2 separate regions of the Homo sapiens genome follow, and region 2 is linked to region 1. The links are chromatin contacts, found by Hi-C in ENCODE. All regions are on one chromosome and are shown on one strand. The core of a region is the stretch at or near the end of the contact, and the rest is flanking DNA. Distances in the headings are between cores, read along the strand shown.

Region 1 (5,973 bases), core at 670-3,169:
GAGAGATCCCAAGCCAGTACCATCCAGCCAAGCCACTCCCGAATTCCTCATCCACAGAACCTTTTTTTTTTTTCCTTTTTCTCTTTTTAGGACTGACTGACTATGTTCACTGATTCATAGAAACTTTAAGAGATAATAAGTGTGTTTTGTTTTCAGCCATAAGGTTTTAGGGTGATTTGTTATGCAGCAGTAGATACCTAAGATACTCTCCATAATAGGACTTCATAAGTCAGTCTAATTCTTAAGAAAGGAATAACAAATCCAAGAAGTGGGACCCCTGTAATAAAGCAATATATCTAGATATCCAGGATCATTTTTTATCTTTTAGTGGTGGGAGACCAATTCCCCTTTATAGCATGGAAATGCTTGGTGGTGAGGAGCCTGGTATCTGGAACTGTGTTCAGGAGAAGTTATCAGCGTGATTAAAGTAAAACAAAGTCTGGGCCGGGCGCGGTGGCTCACGCCTGTAATCCCCAGCACTTTGGGAGGCCGAGGTGCACGGATCACAAGGTCAGGAGATCGACACCATCCTGGCTAACACGGTGAAAACCCGTCTCTACTAAAAATACAAAAAATTAGCTGGGCGTGGTGGCGGGGTGCCTGTAGTCCCAGCTACTCGGGAGGCTGAGGAAGGAGAATGGCGTGAACCCAGAAGGCAGAGCTTGCAGTGAGCCGAGATTGCGCCATTGCACTCCAGCCTGGGCGACAGAGCGAGACTCCGTCTCAAAAAAACAAACAAACAAAAAACAAGCAAAAAAAAAAAAAACAAAGTCTGTCCATCTTAGCAACCACTTTGATACTGGAGAAAGGCTCCTGTCCAGAAGGAAGGGCACAGTAGTGAGGTACTTGCCAATGAGCTGGGTAGAGCTGCCACTGGCTGGCTTCGGGAAGTGTTTATCACTGACTGGCTCATGTTCAGAAGCTTGGAGTGAGGCTGTTGTGTACTGGTTGATTTTCAGAGTACGTGTACTGATCTAAAATTATGTAAATTAATGGCAAGTACTTGTTAGTGACTTGGGACTTTGGTCAAAAAACAGTCTTTTCCTTTCCTGAATATGAAAAGTAAGTTCTTTTAATTAGCAGCCTCCCCTCTTCACTGTTTTTTCTTCCTGCAGTCCAACTAACAGAACAGACCATAAAGGTCTGTCCAGATCATTATTTATGGAAGTATGAGATATATATATTTCAGCTGGTGTTAACATTTTATTTAAGTGCCAGTTACTGAGCAGAAAAATAGCTGTAACTACGAGTTTTTGTAATTTATTGGAAAAAGCTAAATATAAGACATTTAGGGTGTCCTCCCAAAGTCAACACAGGACAAGATCATTTAATATAGGACATGTCCTGTGTATACAGGATGCCTAGCAACTGTATGTAGCCACGGGTGTTTTGGTTGTTAAATGAATCTGTCCTAAAAGGTTCTACGCACATCTAGGTCCTTGGAAGGGAGAGGGCTAAAACGGCGAGTGGAAACCATGGTTTCCCTGAGGACTGCCCAGCTGAGGACCCAAGCAAGATCCTGGGCTTGGGCCTCTTAGAGATGACAAAGCAGGCGCCATTCTCCCCTCACCTGCACGGCCCAGGCTTCAGGTGAGCCACGGGGCCAAGGCGGCCAACAGCTGAGGCGCAGCCCGTGAACTGGGGGCCCACTTGTGCCTAGAGGGCGAGGTCTCGGTAGAGCCAGGCTGTATCAGTCCGTGACACTCCAGCCAGAGGCGATGCCGACGGCTGCCGGAGAAAGCCGGGCTTAGAGCGCCACAGTTCCACGCCCGCCGCCGGCCTCTCAGCCCAGCCGGTCGCCGCAACCTCGCCTCTTCCGCAGGGCGGGGCCAGCCATGAAAGGCGGGGCGGGTCTGGCCACGGGGCGACCGAGATGGCGGCCTCCGGGGGCCTAGAGGGACCCTGGGCGTGCACTCGCCCTTCCGGCTCGGCCTTTAGTTAGTGACCAGCTCCTCGGCGTTCTGCAGAGCGTGGGTTTCAGCGAGTTCTACGTGCCAGGTCCGCCCGGTGCCGGCTTCCTCGCTGCCCCTGGCGGCTCGTCAGCCCCCACTACCCCTGAACTTGGTCCCAATGGCGGCCCGCCCCTCCTTCACCCGGACCGTGGGCATCTGGGCCTCGCCGAAGCCGTCAAGGTGGCTGCTCGGGCTTCTAGAGCCCGTGTCCAGCCCTTTGCCACCGAGGCCTGATCCTCTTTTCTGCCCTAAAGAACTTGCCCTGACAGCCTCTGGCTCCCGGTACTGACGTTTCTGATGTTTGGGGTTGCCTGTTTTCTTGGGTGGAGTGTTAAGATCACGGTTGGGTGGGGTCTCCGGTCAGCATCACCCACTGGGACGCTGAGTATTTTACCCTTAATCCGCATTCAGCCACCCCAGTCCCTCTTCTCCTGAGGTTCTTTCTTTTGGGTCCACGTCATCGTCCCTGTAAGCATTCTGTAAAGACTCTTTACGTTTGTAGAGACCCAACACAATAGGGACAGGGCTCTTGGGTCCCTCAGTTTACCCGTACGAATGGGCTCAAAAAAAGCTCTTCGGACTGAGCAGGCAGGTGGAAGATTGTCCTGAAGACTAGGCAGAACAATTCATAAGAAGTTTGGGGCTATCAGCGTGAGAACAATTAGAGGGAGTCCTAGTAGAATCTCCGTGCATCCAGTGCTGGAAATGTGGAAACTGGGAGGGCCATAGGTTGCTGTAGGTGGTGGACGACAGGGTCCTTAGCACTCATGGCTCTTTTTCTCTTAGCTCTTGAGGATCTTGCTTGTCCAAACCCAGAAGACAGTGCATGAAGCCAGGGGACATCCGCCATGCTCCAAACAACTTGGCCTCAGGTGAGCTGAGCTTCTTTCAGTTTTTTTGTTTGTTTGTTTATGTTTTTTTACTCACATTAGCTATCAGATAATCAGGAAAGGATGAGGAAGGCCTAACTTGGCCAAGCTGTGTTTTCCCCTTTGTATCTATCTCCAGGGCTATGGCAGATGTAAATATGTGCTGGGGAAATGAAAGTTTTGTGTATAGAGAGTGATGAGTTTGGATGTATAGATTTAAATGGAAGAAAGGGGACCTATACCAAGAAATTCTTTCTGAATGTGGAAATCCAGATCGTGTTCTAGAAATGAAAGTCACCTACTGAAATCAGACTCATTTTTTGTGAGACGGAGTCTCACTCTGTCGCCCAAGCTGGAGTGTAGTGGCACTATGATATCGGCTCACTGCAGCCTCTGCCTCCTGGGTTCAAGTGATTCCCATACCTCAGCCTCCTAAGTAGCTGGGATTACAGATGTGCGCCGCCACGTGTGGCTAATTTTTGTATTTTTAGTAGAGACGGGGTTTACACCACGTTGGCCAGGCTGGTCTTGAACTCCTGAGCTCAGGTGATCCACCCGCTTCGGCTTCCCAAAGTGCTGGGATTATAGGCATGAGCCACCGCACTAGCTTGAAATCAGAAATTCTTTATTGGAGAGATTGCCCACAAATTGTATTGTATGTATCCCAGAGAGACTAGTATTGTTGCTTTAATATACATTTTCTAAATGCTAGATGCAAGGACTCTGAAGTTGCAGAGAAAGCTGGATGTACTCTAGAAACTGGAAGGGGTCAGAGAAAGTGGTTCAATATGAGATGGAAGAAATAGATACCTGTATTATAGGTCATGGTGAGGACAGTGGTTTCTGTACTGGTTCATTGGGAAGGCACTGAAGAATTTTAAGCAGGGGGATGACATGGTTGGATTTACATATTAAAAAGATTTTCCTAGCCCTTAGTGGCAAATTGATGGTAGAAAGGTGTTGGTCAATTAAGAAGATATTAAGTGTTGTCCTTTTATTTTTTTTGTTTTTGAGACGGAGTTTCGCCTTTGTTGTCCAGGCTTGAGTGCAATGGCGCTATCTCGGCTCACCGCAACCTCCACCTCCCAGGTTCAGGCAATTCTCCTGCCTTAGCCTCCCAAGTAGCTGGGATTACAGGCATGCACCTGTTTTTTGTTTGTTTGTTTGTTTTTTTGAGATGGAGTCTCACTGCAACACCCAGGCTAGAGTGCAATGGTGCGATCTTCGCTCACTGCAACCTCCACTTCCCTTGTTCAAGTGATTCTCCTGCCTCAGCCTCCCGAGTAGATGGAATTACAGGTGCCCGCCACCACGTCCGGCTAATTTTTGTATTTTTAGTAGAGACGGGGGTTCTCCATGTTGGTCAGCTGATCTCGAACTCCCGACCTCAGGTGATCCGCCTGCCTCAGCCTCCCAAAGTGTTGGGATTACAGGCGTGAGCCACTGTGCCTGGCAAGTGTTGTCCATTTTTAAATTTTTTTTTTTTTTGAGACAGAGTCTCACTCTGCCACCCAGGCTGGAGTGCAGTGGCATGATCTCAGCTCACTGCAACCTCCACCTCCCGGATTCAAGCAATTCTCCTACCTCAGCCTCCTGAGTAGCTGGGATTACAGGTGCACACCACCATGCTGGGCTTATTTTTGTATTTTTAGTAGAGATGGGGTTTCACCATGTTGGCCAGGCTGCATTTTACTTTTTAATGTAATTAATTTATTTGTAGTTTTTATTTTCTGGAGCAGTTTTAGGTTCACAGCAAAATTAAATGGAAGGTACAGAGATTTCCCATATATTCCCTGCCCCTACACATGTATATACAAGTTCTGATAGAAGTTCAAATACAAGTCTGGTATCAGCACAGTAAAATGTCAGTGTCTTTAAAAGAATGGAAATGCTTTTTTTCTTTCCTTATTCTCTGATATGTCCTAAACAGCATATGTGGTTTGATTGAGAAATAACTTACCCTGAAACGATTCAACACTGGTACTTAAAATAGTTTTTTAGAGCAGTTTTAGTTGATAACAAAATTGGGCAGAAAGCAAGAGTTCCCATTTATCTCCTGCCACCACAAAACACACAACCTTCTTCAATATTAATATTCCACACCAGAGTAACACGTTTGTGACAAGGAGTGAACCTACACTAACACATCATTGTCATCCAAAGTTGATAGTTTACATTAGGGTTCACTCTTGATGGATGACACATATCCACTATTATAGTATTATATAAGCAGAATAGTTTCACTGCCCTAAAAATACCTTATGCTCCTCTTATCCATCCTTACTTTCCCCTTAGTCCCGTCCCAATTGACAACCATCAATTGATTTTTGTATTCTCTTCATAGTTTTGCCAGTTCCAAAATGTCATATAGCCAGAATCACACAGTACGTAGCATTTTCAGATTGACTTCTTTCATTTAGTGGTAATGCATTTCGTTTCCTCTGTGTCTTTTCATGGCTTGATAGATCGTTTTGTTTTAGTGCTGAATAATATTCCATTGTCTATATATACTACAGCTTATCCATTCACCTACTGAAGGACATCTCGGTTGCTTCCAAGTTTTGGCGATGATGAATAAAAGCCCCTGTAAATGTCCATGTACAGGTTTTTATGTGGACATAAGTTTTCAACTCCTAAATTTAGTTAAGCACCAAGGAGCATGACTGCTGGGTTGTATGGTAAGAGTGTGTTTAGTTTGTAAGAAATTGACGAACTGTCTTCCAAAGTGGCTGTCCCATTTCGCATTCATTAGCACCAGCAGTGAATGAGAGTTCTGTTGTTTCACATCCTGGCCAGCATTTGGTGTTGTCAGTGTTTTGGATTTTGGCCTTTCTAATAGGTATGTAGTGGTGTCTCACTGTTTTTATTGCAATTCCCTAATGACATATAATCTTGAGCATAGTTTCATATGCCTATTTGCTATCTGTATATTTGCTTTGTTGAGGTGTCTGTTGAGGTCTTTTGCCTGTTTCTTAATTGGCTTGTTCATAAAGAGTTCTTTGTACATTTTGGATAATAGTGCTTTATCAGATATGTCTTCAGCAAATATTTTCTCCTAGACTTTAGCATGTCTTCTCATTTTCTTAATGTGTTATCCTTTTAAAATACAGTTTAATTCCCCCTCATTTTGTTTTCAGTTGTTTTCTCCAAAA
Region 2 (6,887 bases), core at 4,061-6,560, 1.6 Mb after region 1:
GGGATTACAGGTGTGAGCCACTGCGCCTGGGCCAGAGTTTTTTAAAAAGGCATTTTTTCATAGCCTTACCTTTTGATACTTTATCTCACTGGTCATATGCTTTAAGGAAAAAGATATCACATGGGCACAAGGACCCACACTGTAAATAGGTTGACCTTCAGCCCTGGAAACATGGAAGGACGGGTCAAGTCTCAACTTTTGGGCAACTGGAAGCATGCTCATAAGTGAGACATTATTCTGAGATTTCTTAGAAGGGACTTTTTTTTTTTTTTCTGGAGTCTGTTGCCTTCCCCACCACCAAACAGCATTGACACCAGATGATTCCAGCCTGTTGTGTGGGTGTGTCATGCGGGAATGTGTTGGTTCCCTGCCTGTTCTACTAGGGATAGGCTGGCACTGCCTTCTGTGGAGCTGCTGTGGAGACAGTTTGACCAGATCCATGTTTAGCCAAGAGATGCTACCGACTAGGTGTCAGCCCTGTTTAACCCCATGTTCCCTCAGTTACATGGTGGCATTTTGTGGCTGTGAGGTCTTTCCTAGAGATGAACTTCATGGGAACTCACTCTTTGCTTGATAGTGAGAAGAGGAAATGTTGCTTATTGTGGGCCCATCTTGAGCCTTTGGATGGTGGTTTATTGCTAGTGGGAGATGGGAAGAAATGTGAAAAATCTTCTGCCTTGAGGTTGGGCTATTGCTCTGCCTGGGGGAGGACATAGCTTCTGTTCCCAGCAGAGCTTTGCAAAGTGACGGAGCAGGTCTGGTCTTGTTTTTGGCTGGCTGAAATACCAAGTATGCTTGCTGTGACATTTCCCCCATGAGGCAGAGAAGTCCCAGCAGTGAGATAGAGTCCCCCCTCCAGGACTAAAGCTCCAACTAAAATTCTGAATGTCCTCACTTTCTCATTTTTAACCCTTTCCTTGACATTTTGGAAAACCATGCTGACTTCCTGAGTGGAAATGCTCTATGGCAAAGCTTTGCATATTGAATTGAGGGAGAGCAGTTAGTACGGAATGGTAGGAAGCTGCGGGAGGGGTGGGTGCTGACAGGTGTTCTCAGTGGGCTCCTGCCCAAAGGGTGATGAGTCATAACTCTACGTTCTCTTTTCTCACGAATCCGTATTTTTTTCACCTGTTGAATGGCCTTCTTATTTGACACAAAGTCTCTGGCATTGCTCTTCTTCCAGGCAGAGGTGTTCCATGTTCTACCTGAGTGTGTACAGGCCCCACAGTTACTGCCTTTCTGCCTTCCTGCCTTCCTGGCCTTGGCTCAAGCAGGGGGAACAGGGAAGGGACTGGTTCTCCCTGCTGTTCCTGCTTTGGTTCTGCAGTGAATCCCTGGCCCTGGCCCTGCAGTGAATCCCTGGCCCTGGCCCTTCCTGCTTCCTGTGACAGTAGCCTCCCGTGTGGAGCACCCCAGGATCTACTCCCACTGACTGCACCAGTCATTTCCTGTGTGTGTGCAGACATGCACGCATGTGCGAGTGAATGCTCATATGTAAGACTGGGCCTTTCTCCTTTAATTTTATCTTACCGTGTTTAGGAATACCTCATACTTTTGGTTCGTCCTCAGCATCTCCTCTTTATTTTCCCTGCTATTGTGTGGTTTTATTTGTCACAAGTATTTTTTTTTTTTCTCTCCTCTGCCCCTTCTAATATCTTGGAGAGGGATGGAGACTGAAGAGTGAGTTTGGTCCTCCACTTGATCCAGGTTCTTATTTTTGTTTTCTACTTCAAAGCGAGAACTTGGTACTGTGACTTTGATAAGAATTGACTTCAGGCCCAGCAAGATTTCTCATGCCTGTAATCCCAGCACTTTGGGGGGCCAAGGCAGGAGGATTGCGTGAGCCCAGGAGTTCGAGACCCACCTGGGCAACATAGGGACCTTGTCTCTACAAAAAATAAAATTAGCTGGGTTTGATGGTGCACATCAGTGGTCCTGGCTACTCGGGAGGCCAAGGTGGGAGGAATGCTTGAGGATCGGAGGTCAAGGCTGCAGTGAGCCAATATTGTGCCACTGCATTCCAGCCTGGGCAACAGAGTGAGACACTGTCTTAAAAAAAAAAAAAAGAATCAACCTCAGTAATATTCTTATCTTTTGAATAATTTTTCTTTGTTGAAGAGTCATTCCTAGAACAAAATACCAAGTTAACTCTCCTCTCCTGTCTAGTTGTGTGCACCACAGGCACTTGGTTTATTTATGGGTTGACAAAACCACTGCTGTTCCCATGGGCTGTTTCCCATCATAGGGAATGCCTTATGCAAATAGGCTGATACAGTGGATGATGCCAGAATTAGTTGATAGATAATTACCACTCACCCATTAGCACTTATTTAATTCAGTCTCTGTGTTCTGCTTTGATGAGTAAGCACTGGGATAGAGAAGTAGGGTACATATCCTGGTTATGTTTGCCATGTTGTCATGTTTGCATTTTAAAGGCCTGCATTAATGTGCTTTGTGTGAATTGGTTCTCCGTCACAGGCATTAGTATGCACCCCCTGAGCACAGCCTGGGCCAAGAGCTATGGGGTACAGGTGGTGGATCAAGGGTAGCTGTGTATGGAAGTTTGCCCTCTCCCAACAAGATGAATCAGACACTGAAATACCCACAAGACACTTAATAAGTGTAGTAACTGAAGTTCTGACAAAATGGCATGTCAGTATAGAAAGGGTAAGAGAGATTAATTCTGCTTGGTGTGCTCAAAACACCAAGCTATTCCTTAAAGGATGGGCACCTATTGGTGTGATTGCTGGATGCCCCATAAGGATATAAGTGTTTCAAGGGCAGGACCATGACTCTTGTGTTCACCACTGTGTCTCCTTTGCCCGTGGTACTCAGGATTCAAATGGATGGATCGATGGAAGGAAGGAAGTGTGGATGAATGAACAGATGAATGAATAAATTAAATGAAGGCAAAATTCTAGATAGGAGGATAGCTTCAATGGTAAAAGAGTGGCATGAAGAAGTTAGGCATACTGGTGAAATTAATACTGGTTTGGCTGACATGTAGAACGCTTGAAGGAGAATGGCCAGAGAAAGGGTTGGAGGAAAGACTTAACTCAGATGATAAAAGCTCAAAAATTTTGGCTTTTCTTCCTAAATAGTGGACACTAAACAGCAGGAAACATTTGGGTAGGTCTTGGCCGTAAGCATGCACAATTCAAAGTTTTGAGACTAGAATTTAAATTGGAAAAAGACTCCTGATATAGCCTTGTCTAGCTTCTTTGTGCTGTAGATAAATAACCGAAGATACCTGCCGCAGGCTACAAGTTTAGTTAACTAGCAGCAAGGCCATAGCCATTTCTGGGCTCTCATTTCTTGGTTGTCTTGTCTTTAGATGTGTGCAACAGCACCGATCTTCCGGAAGTCGAGATCATTAGCCTGCTGGAGGAGCAGCTGCCCCATTATAAGTTAAGAGCCGACACCATCTACGGTTATGACCACGACGACTGGCTCCATACACCTCTCATTTCTCCAGATGCCAACATTGACCTCACAACCGAGCAAATTGAAGAGACGTTAAAATACTTCCGTAAGTAGTTGTCCATGTGTGTTGTGATGGCAGTATCATGATCAGGTCTTCTTAGCCATGGCCCCAAATAAGATCTTGTACTGGCTACCCTGTGATGTGGCTTGCCACCTCTGGAAAGGTAGTCAAAGAAATGCGGCTGTAGGGGTTAACCGCACAAAAGGTCCCAATTTTAAATGTTCTGAATAGAAATTTTAGAGGAGTGAGGACCAAGTAAGATTTTCATTTGAACCAACTTTTTATGTATTTATTTTTTTGAGATGGAGTCTAGCTCTCTTGCCCAGGCTGGAGTGCAATGGTGTGATCTCGGCTCACTACAACCTCTGCCTCCTGGGTTCAAACGATTCTCCTGCTTCAGCCTCCCGAGTAGCTGGGGCTACAGGCGCGCACCACCATGCCCGGCTAATTTTTGTATTTTTAGTAGAGACAGGGTTTCACCATGTTGGCCAGGCTGACCAACCTGAGCACTCCTGACCTTAAGCCACCCACCCACCTTGGCCTCCGAAAGTGCTGGGATTATAGGTGGGAGCCAACTTTTTTTTTTTTTTGACTGTACAGAAGAATTTGAAAATGTTCCTATTTCTATTTCTTACCAAAAATACAAATCCTTAGAAACTCACTGGGAAGGTGTTTGTCTAAATTTAAAACCAAAGATATTGGGAATATCCAGGCTTCTCATTTATGTGACATAGCAAAATATGTGTACCAAGGCTGATAACTGTTGTGTGAAAGCTCACTAAGCTGGATGTTTGGAGAGTCCAAATATCACTGCAGCAGCAAACCAGTCATTCTGATGGGCTGCAGAGCTGATACCTGGTAGGATAAGCAGTAAACTAGGTGAGTGTTTTCAGTGTGGTCATGATGGCCAGGGTGTGAAACTTGATATTGCAGACTTGAAAAAAAGGATAATTTAAAAAATGAATACTTTATGATTCTGGTATTTATTCAAAATGTGCCTTTTTAGAAGTAATTTCACTCTTTAAAAACTTATGGCAGCCAACAATTTACATATCTGTGTATCACTGTGTCACTTAAAAAAAAGTATAGCAATCCTCCTACCTGCAGATAACTTGGTTCAAAACCAGCTTATGTTGCATCTTTAAAGATTTCTTGTAATTATTTTTACTAATACAGGCTGATCTCTCCAATTTTCTTGAATTTGTGAGATTATTTGTAATAAACAAATTGGTACTGCAAGTTTCTCCTTTAGGGTGTATCTAGGGATGTTTTCAGTTCTCTTTATTAGATATTAATAAGAAAAAGGTTTTGCTTACATTGACCCATAAACCCTACAGAGTCTTTGTGAATACTGCAGATAATCAGTTTCAATATGGATAATAACAGAATAATCCACACCAGGGTAGATATGAAGCATGTTAGAATTGTACTCATATTGAAGTTAAAGCTTTAGAATTTCTAATGTGTCTTGTAGCATATAGGAGGCTCTTAGCAAGTCATTTTGTTGATTCACAACGTCTGTACCACCAAGGAGATATGTGGTATCATATGGAAAACTGAGTCTACAGTAACCTCCTTGGTAGATTTTGTATTTGCTTTTTTCAGACTGTAGACGTCTGCAAAAAAATTCACAAGAGAATAGTAGAGTTTGTAACAGAATTATTTTTTGGGAAATCTCTCTGCGTTACTTACCTTTCCTTAGGAGACCCTCTTGTGATTCTGCAGTACCTATCATGGCCATTTCTCTCACAGGAGGCTCCTGGGTCCCATTCATACACTTTTTTTTTTTTTTTTTTTGGTTGAGACAGGGTTTTGCTCTGTTGCCCAGGCTGGGGTGCAGTGGTGCACATATGGCTTACTGCAGCTTTGACTTCCTGGTCTCAAGCAACCCTCCCACCTTAGCTTCCTGAGTAGCTAGGACTACATGTATGTACCACGTACCACCACGCTCAGCTAATTTTTAATTTTTTTTGGAGAGATGGGGTCTCCCTATGTTGCCCAGGCTGGTGTCAAACTCCAGGCCTCAAACAATCCTCCTGCTTCAGCCTCCCAAAGTGCTAGGAAATCAGGTGTGAGCCACTGCACTTGGCACCATTCACACTTTGATTAATCACTGACATTTACAGTGTAATTGGAAGACCATCCATGGGCAACACCACACAATTTTCAGAGAACATTCACACAAATTGCCTCATTTCATTCCTGTAAAATGCCTACAGTTGGGTAGGGCTGGTTTTATCATAGGTGAAATGGATGTGTGAAAGGCTCAGTGTTTACTCCATGACACTGAGCCACAGTTTCTAAAATCTGTTTAACAGTAGACTTGAGGCCGGGCGTGGTGGCTCACACCTGTAATCCCAGCTCTTTGGGAGGCCGAGGCGGGTGAATCACCTGAGGTTGGGAGTTTGAGACCAGCCTGACCAACGTGGAGAAACCCCATCTCTACTAAAAATATAAAAATTAGCCAGGCATGGTGGCAGATGCCTGTAATCCCAGCTACTTGGGAGGCTGAGGCAGGAGAATCACTTGAACCTGGGAGGCGGAGATTGTGGTGAGCTGAGATCGTGCCATTGTACTCCAGCCTGGGCAACAAGAGCGAAACTCCATCTCAAAACAAACAAACAAACAAACGAAAAAACAAACAGTAGACTTGAACAGAGAGTGAGTGTCTTTTTTGTTTGTTTGCTTTGTTTTTAGTTATACAGTTAAGAAAAAAGGAGAAATCCTGGTAGTAGATAACACAACTTATGATAAAACTGGAAGAACCAAAATAAACATTGAGCAGAGATTCTGAAAGTTCTTAGAGCCTGCTTGCCTCCAAGCCTTAACTTAATTCTGTATCTTCTGTGGTTCCTGTAGTTAGAGCAACATAGCTATTTCCTAAATATCTGTTAATTGAACGATCAGGTGTTAACTCTTAAATACAGGACCCTGTAGAGCAGAGCTCTCTCACTAAGGTCCTGCTACCCCTAAAGGGTCTGTAGAGAGAATTTAGGGGTTCCATGCACTTAAAAAGGAGCAAAAAAATTACTTTTATTTTTATTAACTTCTAACTGAAATGCAGCATTTCCTTTAGTTATGAACATAGACACACATAGGCACAGTGGTATTAGCAGGACCTGTGATATTGTCACCAGTAGAAATCACAGATATTTTCATGTCATGCTTCAGTGGAAGCAGTTACTTTGAATAACTGCCTTTGTTCATCACTGCCATGAAGTTACATTTGTTGTTAAATGTGCTGATAGATCTTTTATTTCATGTCACAGTTGGGTAGAGCTGTTTTGTTATAGGTGAAATGGACGTGTGGAAGGCTGAGTGTTGTGGAATACACTGGAATTCTGTCTTATTTATTTAGATCTTTTATTTCTTTTATTCTTTAATAAAGAAGCACTTATCAGAT

What was found. A loop is a pair of places that touch in the nucleus more often than their neighbours do. Pooled maps may share reads with other maps.
Region 2: a pooled map shows a loop between it and region 1 (2.9-fold over the local background). The contact joins the enhancer-like site here to the promoter of ZNF621 in region 1. A Hi-C loop is called at or near these places in 2 of 50 pooled maps.

The regions. Positions count from the first base shown.
Region 1 is chr3:40,523,041-40,529,013 of GRCh38, forward strand. It overlaps ZNF621 (zinc finger protein 621), which reads left to right and starts at 1,920. Exons shown (of 5, transcript NM_198484.5): 1 at 1,920-2,234; 2 at 2,739-2,824. The coding sequence starts at 2,801. RefSeq lists enhancers at 1,522-1,611, 1,890-2,702, 2,262-2,401 and a silencer at 1,802-1,961.
Region 2 is chr3:42,122,086-42,128,972 of GRCh38, forward strand. It overlaps TRAK1 (trafficking kinesin protein 1), which reads left to right. Exons shown (of 16, transcript NM_001042646.3): 2 at 3,335-3,529. Among named protein-coding and RNA genes, the nearest start is that of TRAK1, 34 kb to the left of the region's middle. RefSeq lists enhancers at 425-604, 685-874, 995-1,264, 1,445-1,544. Within about 2 kb of position 5,311, at least 2 of the 41 ENCODE cell types and tissues checked have a DNase peak (open chromatin) inside an H3K27ac peak, as active enhancers do.